Linked DNA regions of Homo sapiens: region 1 is linked to region 2. A link is a contact called in ENCODE Hi-C or POLR2A ChIA-PET data. All regions are on one chromosome and are shown on one strand. Each heading gives the region's core, a stretch centred on a gene start or an enhancer-like site at or near the end of the contact. The rest is flanking DNA. Distances are from core to core; before and after follow the strand shown. Region 1 holds the start of PITX3 (paired like homeodomain 3). Region 2 holds the start of BTRC (beta-transducin repeat containing E3 ubiquitin protein ligase).

What was found. A loop is a pair of places that touch in the nucleus more often than their neighbours do. ChIA-PET counts read pairs that join two places held with the same protein, here RNA polymerase II (POLR2A). Pooled maps may share reads with other maps.
Region 1: a map of CD4-positive, alpha-beta T cell shows a loop between it and region 2 (7-fold over the local background). The contact joins the promoter of PITX3 here to the promoter of BTRC in region 2. A Hi-C loop is called at or near these places in 4 of 168 maps with a recorded cell type or tissue (B cell, CD4-positive, alpha-beta T cell, CD4-positive, alpha-beta memory T cell and 1 more) and 5 of 50 pooled maps. POLR2A ChIA-PET finds 5 or more read pairs at or near these places in 1 of 52 experiments (activated CD8-positive, alpha-beta T cell).

Annotation. Positions count from the first base shown.
Region 1 is chr10:102,238,093-102,243,546 of GRCh38, reverse strand. PITX3 (paired like homeodomain 3) reads left to right here and starts at 2,035. Exons shown (of 4, transcript NM_005029.4): 1 at 2,035-2,214. It also overlaps a transcript of GBF1 not described here. RefSeq lists a silencer at 1,884-2,173.
Region 2 is chr10:101,351,769-101,356,781 of GRCh38, reverse strand. It overlaps BTRC (beta-transducin repeat containing E3 ubiquitin protein ligase), which reads right to left and starts at 2,617. Exons shown (of 15, transcript NM_033637.4): 1 at 2,554-2,617. The coding sequence starts at 2,601. RefSeq lists a silencer at 2,394-2,573 and an enhancer at 4,842-5,013.

The DNA of each region.
Region 1 (5,454 bases), core at 786-3,285, 890 kb before region 2:
TATCTACTTCTACATACCTCCAGAAATTCATCATTCTAAAAGCATGTGATTGTGCAATAGAGATGGGGAGGAGAGAGATGACAATTCCCTAGTCCCTCCTAACCACTAATCATCATCTTACCAGGCAGAACATCTTCCTCATAGATTTCAGTGTGACATTTATTGAGATTCTACATTATGCCTGGGAATAACAGACATGGTCCTTACCCTCCTAAATTTTATTATCATAGCAGACAACACATAAGCTGATCCCTTCAATATGGTGGGTGGTGTAATAGAAGGTATACACTGAGGGTCATGAGAGCAAGGGGCTAAACTGAGAGTTCAGAAAAGGCTTCCCAGAGAAAATAAGACTTGAGTGGAACATTGGAGGAGTAGGAATTGACAATATAAAGATGGGTTACTTTCACAGGAAGGGCCAGAGGTGTGCAGGACACTACTAGGAAATTGGAGATGAAGACAAGGTCAGGTCCTGAAGGTCTTGTATGCCAGGCTAGGGAGCTTGACCTTTATCCTAAGGGCAATGGGAGTCACTGAACAGTCAAGACATGACTGCTCAGATTTGCCTTAGGGGCATATTGTGTGACTGGGCTTAGGCTCTTTTTTTTTTTTTTTTTTGAGACAGAGTCTTGCTCTGTCGCCCAGTCTGGAGTGCAGTGGCGCGATCTCAGCTCACTGCAAGCTCTGCCTCCTGGGTTCACGCCATTCTTCTTCCTCAGCCTCCCCAGTAGCTGAGACTACAGGCACCCGCCACCAAGCCCGGCTAATTTTTTGTATTTTTTAGTAGAGATGGGGTTTCACCGTGTTAGCCAGGGTGGTCTCAATCTCCTGACCTTGTGATCCGCCCGCCTCGGCCTCCCAAAGTGCTGGGATTACAGGCATGAGCCACAGTGTTTGGCCTGGGCTTAGGCTCTTCGGAGCACCCAAGCAACATAGCCTAACTGGGAGAAGAGAAGGAGCCTGTTTCCTGGAAATTGAGGCCTAAGTCAGAGAGGGCCGAAGTCACAGTCTGCCAGGATGTTCCTTGGTCATCTGTCCTGTCCCTTGCAAATTCCTAACCAGCAGGCACCAAGGCCACACCTTGCCCACAGGACTTAACCTGGTACCACCAGCGGGAAACCAGCCCTGCTGAAGGAGGGAGAGCACAGCCTAAGCAAGACAAGGGTACAGACTGAAAGGCAATGCCTTTGGAGTGCCCAGCCCAAGCCCTGAGATCCAGCAGGAACCTCCTCTTAATTGTTTTGCGCGGGGAGGGAGATGATAGTTACTCGTCCAAGTTCACTCAGTGATGGTGCAGTTCGTGGCAGCGTTGGAATACTACTTTGGTTTGTATCATTCCAAACCCTGCTGTCTCCACGAAGTCACCTTCCTTGGAGAAGAAGGGGGAAATGAAGAAGAGGAAAGATATGAGGAAAGAGGAGCAGAGAGAAAGAGAAATGAGTCTTTTAAAGTGGCAGAGGAAGGAGAATGGTAAACAGCAGGAGCGAAGCGGCTGAGGAGAAAGAAGAGGAAAGAAAGGCGAGACGTGGGAGGATTGGAACAGAGACAAAAGGGAGGAGAGACGGACAGCGACAAGTGGAGAAAATCGGCGAAACTTGAGTGGCAGAGAAGTCTGAGCGCTGAGACCCGGCGGCCCCGTGCGCCTTCCCACCTGGCGCCGATCCACTTTCCTCGGGGTAGCGGCCCAACCCACTTCGCTGCCAGCCGATCCCTTTTACCCGTGGCTACCGGGACCACTCTACTCTCGCCCACTTGGCTCTGCCTAAGCGTCCTAGCCGGAGCGCGGTCTCTGCCACGTGGGGAGGGGCGCGGCCGAGTTGCTGAAGAGCGCTTCTGATTGGCCAGAGGGCGGGGTTCTTGGCGTCTCGCCGGCCAGACCCCTCCCTCAAAGGCGGGGCCTGGAGATCCACAGCTGGAAAGGGCGGAGCCCCAGCAGGGCAGCTGGAAAGGGGCGGGGCCTGACGCGCGCGGCTCGCCGCGGCGGGCTGGGGGCGCCCTGGTCTGCCATAAAGTGAATGGGCGCCGGCTGGGGGTGGCAGTACGCGGTGAGGCTCACTCCCTCCGAGAGTCCAGGAGCGCCCGAGCGGAGAGGCGGCCCGGGAGCAGGGGGGCGGCCCCCACTCCGGCCGGGTGCCCGGCCCCTGGCCCCTGCCTGCCCTCTAGATCGCCGCCGCAGCCGCCGCTACTGGGAGTCTGCCTGTTGCAGGACGCACTGTGAGTGTTTGACCATTCTAAGGACAGGGGCTCATGGGGCCGAGGAGCTATTGCTGGACCTTGGAATCCCTAAAACGAGACCTGGGGCAGCTGAACTCCGGTGCCTTGGGAACAGGTCGAGAATGGGAGGGCGGACTGCAGACCTGGGGCCAGGACTTGGGAAAAGGGAAACTCAGGGTAAGAACCAGGGGATAGGGAAGGGGGAGACTCAGAGGATCCGGAACGAAGCCGGAGACTTGAAACCAGGATAGGGGCTTCGCGAGGCAGGGAGTAGGGAGTCTGGAAACCATTACCAGAAAGCGCCCTGGAATCCCAGGGCACGGGGCAGGCGGCCAGGGAGCGAAAGGGGTTACAGAGGCCCTGGCCAGCGGGGGAGCTGGCGGGGCGGCCCCCAGTGTGGGGGCAGTTGACGGCGCCCGATGCCCCTCGGCCTAGGCTCAGACTCCTGGGGCTGGGAGCCGGGGTGCGCCTGGTCGCACACGCTTCTCTTCCCAGCTGCTCCGCAGTTGGAATAGGAGCTGTGTTGTGAGAGCCCGGCCGCGACTGAGTCAGATGGCCGCTGTGCGGATCAGAGTGACCAGGCGGCGGGTATAGTGGATCTGGCTTGGGGTGTCTGGGCCCAGAAGGGTCCTGACTTGAGGCCGCCTCAGAATCGGACAGAATGTCCGCGGTGCATGGGGCTCGGAGCGGACAGAATGTCCGGGTAGCGAAGTGGGTCTCTCCGGAGCGGGAGTTGTGTCTGGCAGTGGCGGACAGAATGTCCCTGGCTGGGTGGCATGTCCGTCTACCCAGCAGCGCCTGCCCAGCTGCTGCGTGTGCGATGGGGTCGGCTGCGGTGGGTCACCTCAAATCCCAGCTCACACTTTGCAAACTTGTTTCAGCTCCTTCGGGCTGCGAAGCTGTGAGCAGGGAGCGAGAGTAAAGGCTACAACCTGGCCTTGGGGTGAGGTGGGCTGGGACACATGCCCCCTTCAATTCAGAATAGATCAGAGCATCACTCTGTACTTCCAGAATCCAAATTTGAGGACAGAAGGCCAATGAGGAGCCTGCTAGTGGGAATCAAGACCAGGAAAGGAAGGAATAGGTGACAAAAGGCAATGGGAAAACAGGAAGGAGCTGGGTACAAGCCCCTGGCAGCCTCAGTTGCCCCCTAATTCCAATACAATTAACCAGACACCCCCCAGACTCCTTGCTGGAGTATCAGGCGACCAATGGCTCCTTCCCTACAGTGGGCAGGAGCCCAGGCCAGAAGAGAAAACTACAGCCCCATTAGCAAAGCAAATCCTGTGGTCCTGTTTCCCTTTTTCTTCCTCAGCCCTACCAGTCCCAACACCACCCTGGTGGCTGAGCGGAGGTGGGAAGGAGGCTCATGGAATCCAGACTCTGGAGTCCAACAGGGGGCTATCTGGCCCTCTCAGTCTGGTTGGGAAGGATATCTTGGCCCTACCTAACAGCCGGGTTTACTTTCCCTGCAGCTGGGATACAGCCCTGACTCTGCTGGGCCCATACAGTGACCATCCACCCTGACCCCAATTCTAACCACAGCTCAATTATGCTGAAGAGGACAGAACAGGGAGAACGAGTCCATATAAGTGAGCAAGATAGCCCAGCTGGGGACTGAGTTTTCACAAGGACAAGTGCAAGGCATTGTATTTAGCAATGAGTAATCTAAACAGTGGTTTCAACCTTTCTTACCCTTCACCTGTGAGTGACATACAATACGTATTCCCCATACTCCCATGTCCATTCCTCAGTTCTAAAGTTTGCTTATTACTGGCTAGGATTCTCAACTTTTGTTTTTCATTTGCCCTATTTTGATCAATATAAAGACACACCACAATTATCCCCATCACATTCTGATACACTTTTCAGGGGCTTGTGCTCCCATTGCTGTGCTCCCATAAAATCACTGAAATTATAGGTGAAATGAAGGACTCTGTGTCAGGAAAGGAACAGGGAAAGCATTACAGATGGTTCCCTGAAGACTTTAGCTCAAAGTTGGCTTTTGCCAAAAAGGCCAAAGAGGTGGTATCATAATGAAGGTGATTGGAAACAAAAGACAGAACCTTTTCCCACCCTTGCATAAAGCCTTGTAACTGAACGCATGCCTGGTCACTGGCTCTTAGGAAGAATGTCATGGGCCTAGAGTAGGGTCAGAGAATGATTGGCAGAATGGGGAGCCAGGGGTTGCTGGTGAGGGCAAATTTCAAAGTTTAGTCCTCTGGAAGGTGAGACAGGATGGAAATCTACAGCATAATAAAAGACCTAGATATGCAGAAGAATTGCTTGCTCCCCAAATCTTGAAACTGGAGATGAGGGGGCCTTTTAGAACTGGAGTGATGCAAGCTCAGGATGAATAGAAAAATGTTCTTTGGCACACAGTGGGCAGCATACTTCCAGAGCTCATTTCCAGAGAGATGATAGAGGCAGGAAGTAGAAATGGAATCCTTCAGGGTTTGGAAGGATCAGCACATGTCAGAGTCACAAATGGCTACAGGGTGGAGGGAGTGAGGCATGGAAAGAGCAGAACTAGATGGTTTGAATCTCTTCAAATCTCTTCAAACTGTGTAACCTTGCATCCTGCCTTCTTAGAGGTGTAATGGGGATAGGCACTCCAGCCATGCAGGGCAGTTGTGCGAGTTAAATGAAATTATGTCTGTGAAGGCCCTCTGCAAATGGAGGAGCATCATATAAATAAGAAGCACTGCTATTATTATGCCCAAGCTGCAGAATCTTTGTTTGGAAAAGTGGGGCTGAGACTTAGAGCAGCCTAATCTCATCCCTGATGCAGCCATAGGAGGGATCTTAATGACAGACGGGCCACCCTATCGTGGACTTCAGATGCTGGCCACTACCCCTGCCGCTGTCTGAGAACTCTGGGGAGCTCCCCAAATGCTCAGCCTGTCTACCAGGCCAAATATCTCTGCCTGCCTCCTGCTCAGGGATGGGAACATTGGCCCAGGACTCAGGTTCAGGACGGGAGGGCAAACGCAGCAGGCTAGAGCTGACTTGTGGTGACTGAAGGATGGGGCCAGTAGAATCTTTTCTTCTCCATTCACACTAAATGATGCCTCCTAGACTAACCTGAAGGATCCATTAGGTCCTGAGCTTTGGGGTGTCTAGGGTGTCCATGGCCACTGCCAGGGACTCATGAAAAGAATGATGGGGAGGAAAAGGAAAAGATCATCAGTGGGGTAAGAGTTGGGGGAAGACAGAGAGGAATAACTTTCAAAACTCTAT
Region 2 (5,013 bases), core at 1,368-3,867:
GAAGTTGTGACTTACTCAGATTCATAAGACTGTTACTGCACTGAAAGAGAATACCCAATCTCAAACTCTCCATTCTCTGTTTCTTTTATTAAGGTGTCATTCTGGTGACCCTCTTCTAGTTGACCTTTTCTCAAATGGCAGCCAAAACAGCAGGCAAGGTCAATAATGAAAGTAACTAAAATTAAAAGAAAAAATTGGCTTCTCCCTATGAAAACTGATTCAAGATTTAATAATGTGTGGTGCTCTAAAAGCTGCAACTACTATATGGTCATCTCCAAGTCCACTTTAACTCAACCAGGGAGGCCATTATCAAAACATAACTCACTGGTACAAAGCAGAGATTAAGTAGCTGAGAATGTTACTAGGCTGAAGTCTAACTGAGAGTAAAAAGGATGATCTCATAATGTCTCTTTATGATCTGTAAATCACATTATTCCATAAATCTGACACAAATGTCAGGATTAGGATTAAGAGTCAACCCTCTGCTGGGCGCTGTGGCTCACACCTGAAATCCCAGCACTTTGGGAGGCCAAGGTGGGCGGATCACGAGGTCAGGAGATGAGACCATCCTGGCCAACATAGTGAAACCCCGACTCTACTAAAAATAAAAAATTAGATGGGCGTGGTGGCCCACACCTGTAGTTCTAGCTACTCGGGAGGCTGAGGCAGGAGAATCGCTTGAACCCAGGAGGCGGAGGCTGCACCACTGCACTCCAGCCTGGGCGACAAAGCAAGACTCCATCTCAAAAGAAGAAAAAAAGGAGTCAACCCTCTAAGTAGGAAAACAAAAATAAGCAGTAACAGTTTTCTAACTTAAGTGTAGTAACTTTCACTTACTTCTAAAGTCCAGTAAAAGTTCAAGGTCTCTTCTTCATATTTAGAATTTTAATGTTGGGCAGAAATCCAAGAACCTTCTTCAGGCTCAATGAAATTTTGTTAATGATACCCCTGAATTTTAATTAGGTGTTTTCGAAAACACTAATGCAAGATAAAGTTTTAGTGAATTTGACTAGATTCCAAAAAAGTATTCTTATAAATGGGGCAGTTTAAAGTCTAAAATTCAATTTTGTTAGTATCCATGTTTATCTGGATTTGTTACGGTATTTTAGGCAAAGATACAAAATAGCTATTTTTTTAAGCAAAGGAGTAAGATTTGGAGTGACAAGTCACAATAACTTCTGAAAAAGCAAGACTGGACTGCAAATAATATCAATGTCCCTAAGGCCACCTGTTAAGCTTAAAATCTATGCATTCCATCATTCTTTAGTTGTAACCACAAAGTCTGGTTTTACACCTAGGAAATACAAAAAGCATCAGATTAAAAGCATCAAATATCAGACTATACGAGTTTGCCAAAGATAAGCACAGCAAAAAGAAAAGCGTGATACAAAGTTAAAGAAATATGTTCCAAGGGGTTTAAGCACACCCACAAAATCCAATCTTTGCTCACACTGTGCTTCAACCTAAAACTGACGGGTAACCACAAATCCTGACTTATCCCTGACTTACTTCCCTCTACCAACCTCCACCCTTTTTATCTCCTAAATTTCTCAACTGATCTCATCACTTCTTATGGGTCTTTGCAACTCTCATCTCCACGGCCTTTCCTTTCCCAGAAAATGATACAAAGCACCTGGCCTCCACATTTTACCGTCCCACAATTTACCTTTAAATTTTGTTTTGCTTACCCTATTAGATACTCATTTTGCCCCAATCTCCTGTACCCATGTTTCCCTGACAATCTGCTCTTACTTTTCATCACCTTGTCCTTATTACAGTATTTAGCTTCTCCTTTCAAAGTAGCGTTATGTACCCCTCCCTGACATTTGTAATTCTAGCTTACAGTCAACACCCTTTTCCCCTCCCAGGGACTGTCATTATAGCCCTAGGTCCTCATTCCCAGTCCTTATCTTCTTTAGTGAGGCCTCTTCCCTTCCAGAGTTTGTCAACAGTAGTTTGGCCAAGCTGGGATTCCACCCTCAAGGCAAAGGCTATCCTCCCTCCTCATTCTACAAAACTATAAGCCTCTCACCAGCCCTAGCGTTCCCTCCTCCACCCTTAAATCCATCTGCATCCAGCCCTGCCCGTTCCCCTCTACCCACCGTATCTGTCTTCACTCTATCCCGCGCTCCCTTCCCCAGTCGTGAATGCACCTCCTCTCCCGGGCCTTACCGGTAACCCTGACACCAGGAAGGCCCCGCCAGCGGCCTCACGGCGTTTCTCCAGAGAGCTTCCTCCGCTTTTCAGTAACAGTCCCCACGCCCCTTTCCCTCCAGGGCCCCGCGCGCCGCCTGGAGCCCCCTCCTCGATTAAGCTCCCGCTGTCACTTGGCCTCTCATCCACAAGATGGCGGAGCCGCTGCCCCCACCCCTGGGTCCGCTCCGCAACCCCCAGCCTCCTTTCTGGAGCTCCCATCCCATCCCTCCAGCCGCTCCGCCGCCAGCCTCGGCCCAGGGTCCCGCTGCCCGGTCCCGCAGTGGGCGGGCGGCCCAGGCCAGCGACGCCGCCAACGCCAGCGCCTCCACCGTTCCCCGGCCTCCACCGTCTCCTCACCATAAACTTGAGTGCCTTCTCTTGCAGCACCGCCTCGGCCGGGTCCATAATCGCCGAGGCCACTGGGTCCGCTCTCCGCCGGGGCCGCCCCTTTGGTGCCAGGCCGCAGCCAACGCAGCGCCCGGATCCCGCCTCCTCTTCCTTCCCCCCGCCCTCTCTTACCTCTCAGGCGCAGGCTGAGGGGCCAAGGAGAATCGGCTTCTCCGTGCGCAGGCGAAAGCCCACTGGCTCACGGGATTTGTAGTTCTGGAACTTCCCCCAGGAAAAAAACTGAGGCTACGCCGTGAACCGCAACTCCCACAGTTCACTGCGGCAGCGTTGCGGTTGCCCACAAGCCAGATTTAGATAAGTTGCCATTACGCAGAGGAAATCGGCTGATGGGAATTGTAGTTTACAGCCTCTAAGGATGAGAAACGGGAGGGGCACGGGTGTCTCCGTGGTTACCGAGCGACGCCAGTAGCGGCTTGCCTGGCATTTGATATCAAGATGGCGGCCAATGCCTCACTTGTAGCCCAAATACTAAGAAAAACTGTGGCAAGAATCACGGGTCCTAGGACCTGCCTAACTGTGGTTTTAGGAAGCTGAACGTCCCCAAATTTCATGTATCTGGCATCTGCAGGTTTGCGACCCAGAGTAGCTGGGCCAATGGGCACCTGGCAGCAGCTCACAGACAAATGCGGAATTTCAAGGTCCTCCTAAGCCATCGCCACCCACACTTCTCCCGAGGAATCTTTTCTCCCCCACAGCAAGTCAGGGCCGAATAGAACTCGGTTCAAGAAATTCTCAGTGTTTAGAGCTCAAAAAGCACATAACTTGCTATTGCTAACTGTGGGATGTAAGCCCTGCACTAAGGGTCAAACAGGTACTTAACAAAAGTCCTTCAACGGTGGAATATAATGGCCTCCAGCAAATAAAGCATATAAATATTTTCTTTGGCCTGAAAAGGTACAATATGGGTTTATTTTGGAAATTGGGTCTACCTTAGGAGGAGAAAACTCTAGGGTTTGGTTAAAAGTGATTTAGGTTGTTTTAAGCTGCTATGTTTGTGATAATTGGTTATACAGCCTAAAAAACTGACACACACCCAAATGCCCCTCAGCAGGTGGTTGTATGAACAAATTGTAGCATATTCCATATGTAGCACAGTGGAATATTACTTAGCAATGAAAAAGAACAGTATAACAACAACAACAACAACAAAAGTGATTTAGGGCCAGGCGCGGTGACTGACGCTTGTAATCCCAGCACTGTGGGAGGCTAAGGCGGGTGGATCACCTGAGGTCAGGAGTTCGAGACGAGCCTGGCCAACATGGAGAAACCCCCGTCTCTACTAAAAATACAAAAATTAGTCGGGCCTGGTGGCACGCGCCTGTAATTCAAGCTACTCGGCAGGCTGAGGCATGAGAATTGCTTGAACCCGGGAGGCGGAAGTTGCAGTGAGCCGAGATCACGCTACTGCACTCCAGGCTGGGCAACAGAACGAGACTCTGTCTAAAAAAAAAAAAAAAAAAAAGTGAGTTAGATTGTGACAGCCTTGTACAAAATATCTGAATTTATAAAATAAATGAACTAGGAAAATACTTTTTGACTTATAGGAAAAAATCTCCATTTTAAACTATCTTATTCACTCAGTCATCCAACAAATGGTAAGCATATAACCGTGTGCAGACATCATCTCAAGAAATAGGGATTCATCACTACTTGGGTGGCTAAAATATCAGACTTCACCACTATAATTCATCTATATAACCAAAAACCACTTGTACCCCAAAAACTATTGAAATAAAAATAAAAGTAATTAATTAAACAAAAAGAAAAAGGAATGGGGATTCATTAATGAACAAGACAGACCCAGTTATTTCCTCGTGGAGCTTACACTTTTACTCTGTTGATACTTTGTCCTAGCCCCTATATCCACAAAACTCAGCATGATACTTAATACATAATAGGCTTTCAGTTAATAAAAAGTTTTGTTCTTGAATTTTTAAAAAAATTCTACACAAGTGCAAAATGGAGAAGACTTCAAACGCATTCGTATGAAAACTAGCTGGAGGTTTTCAGAGGACTAAGGCAGTAACAGGATGGAGTTACAAAAAAAATAAATAAATAAATAAATGAAAAGATAAGGTGGGATGATGGTGCAGCCACTGGAAAAGAGTATTCCAGGCAAAGGTAACTGCATTTTTGGTGATTGATTCTGAGAACCAAAACAAGATCAGTGGGACTTTAGAGGAAGAGTGGCCCTAGATGAGACTGCAGAAGAGTATGGGGCTCTATAGGCAAGCCATTATTTAGCCGGCATAAACTGGTCAGATAAATCAGCTGACATGCTTTCTAAACTGGCATCAGGGCCTGTACCTTACCAGATATAAAATACCTTGACTTTCACTCCAGCTTATAGGCCAAGTTCAGTCATTTAGACTGTATCCTGAGAGCTGTGAGAAACTAGCTGAACAATTT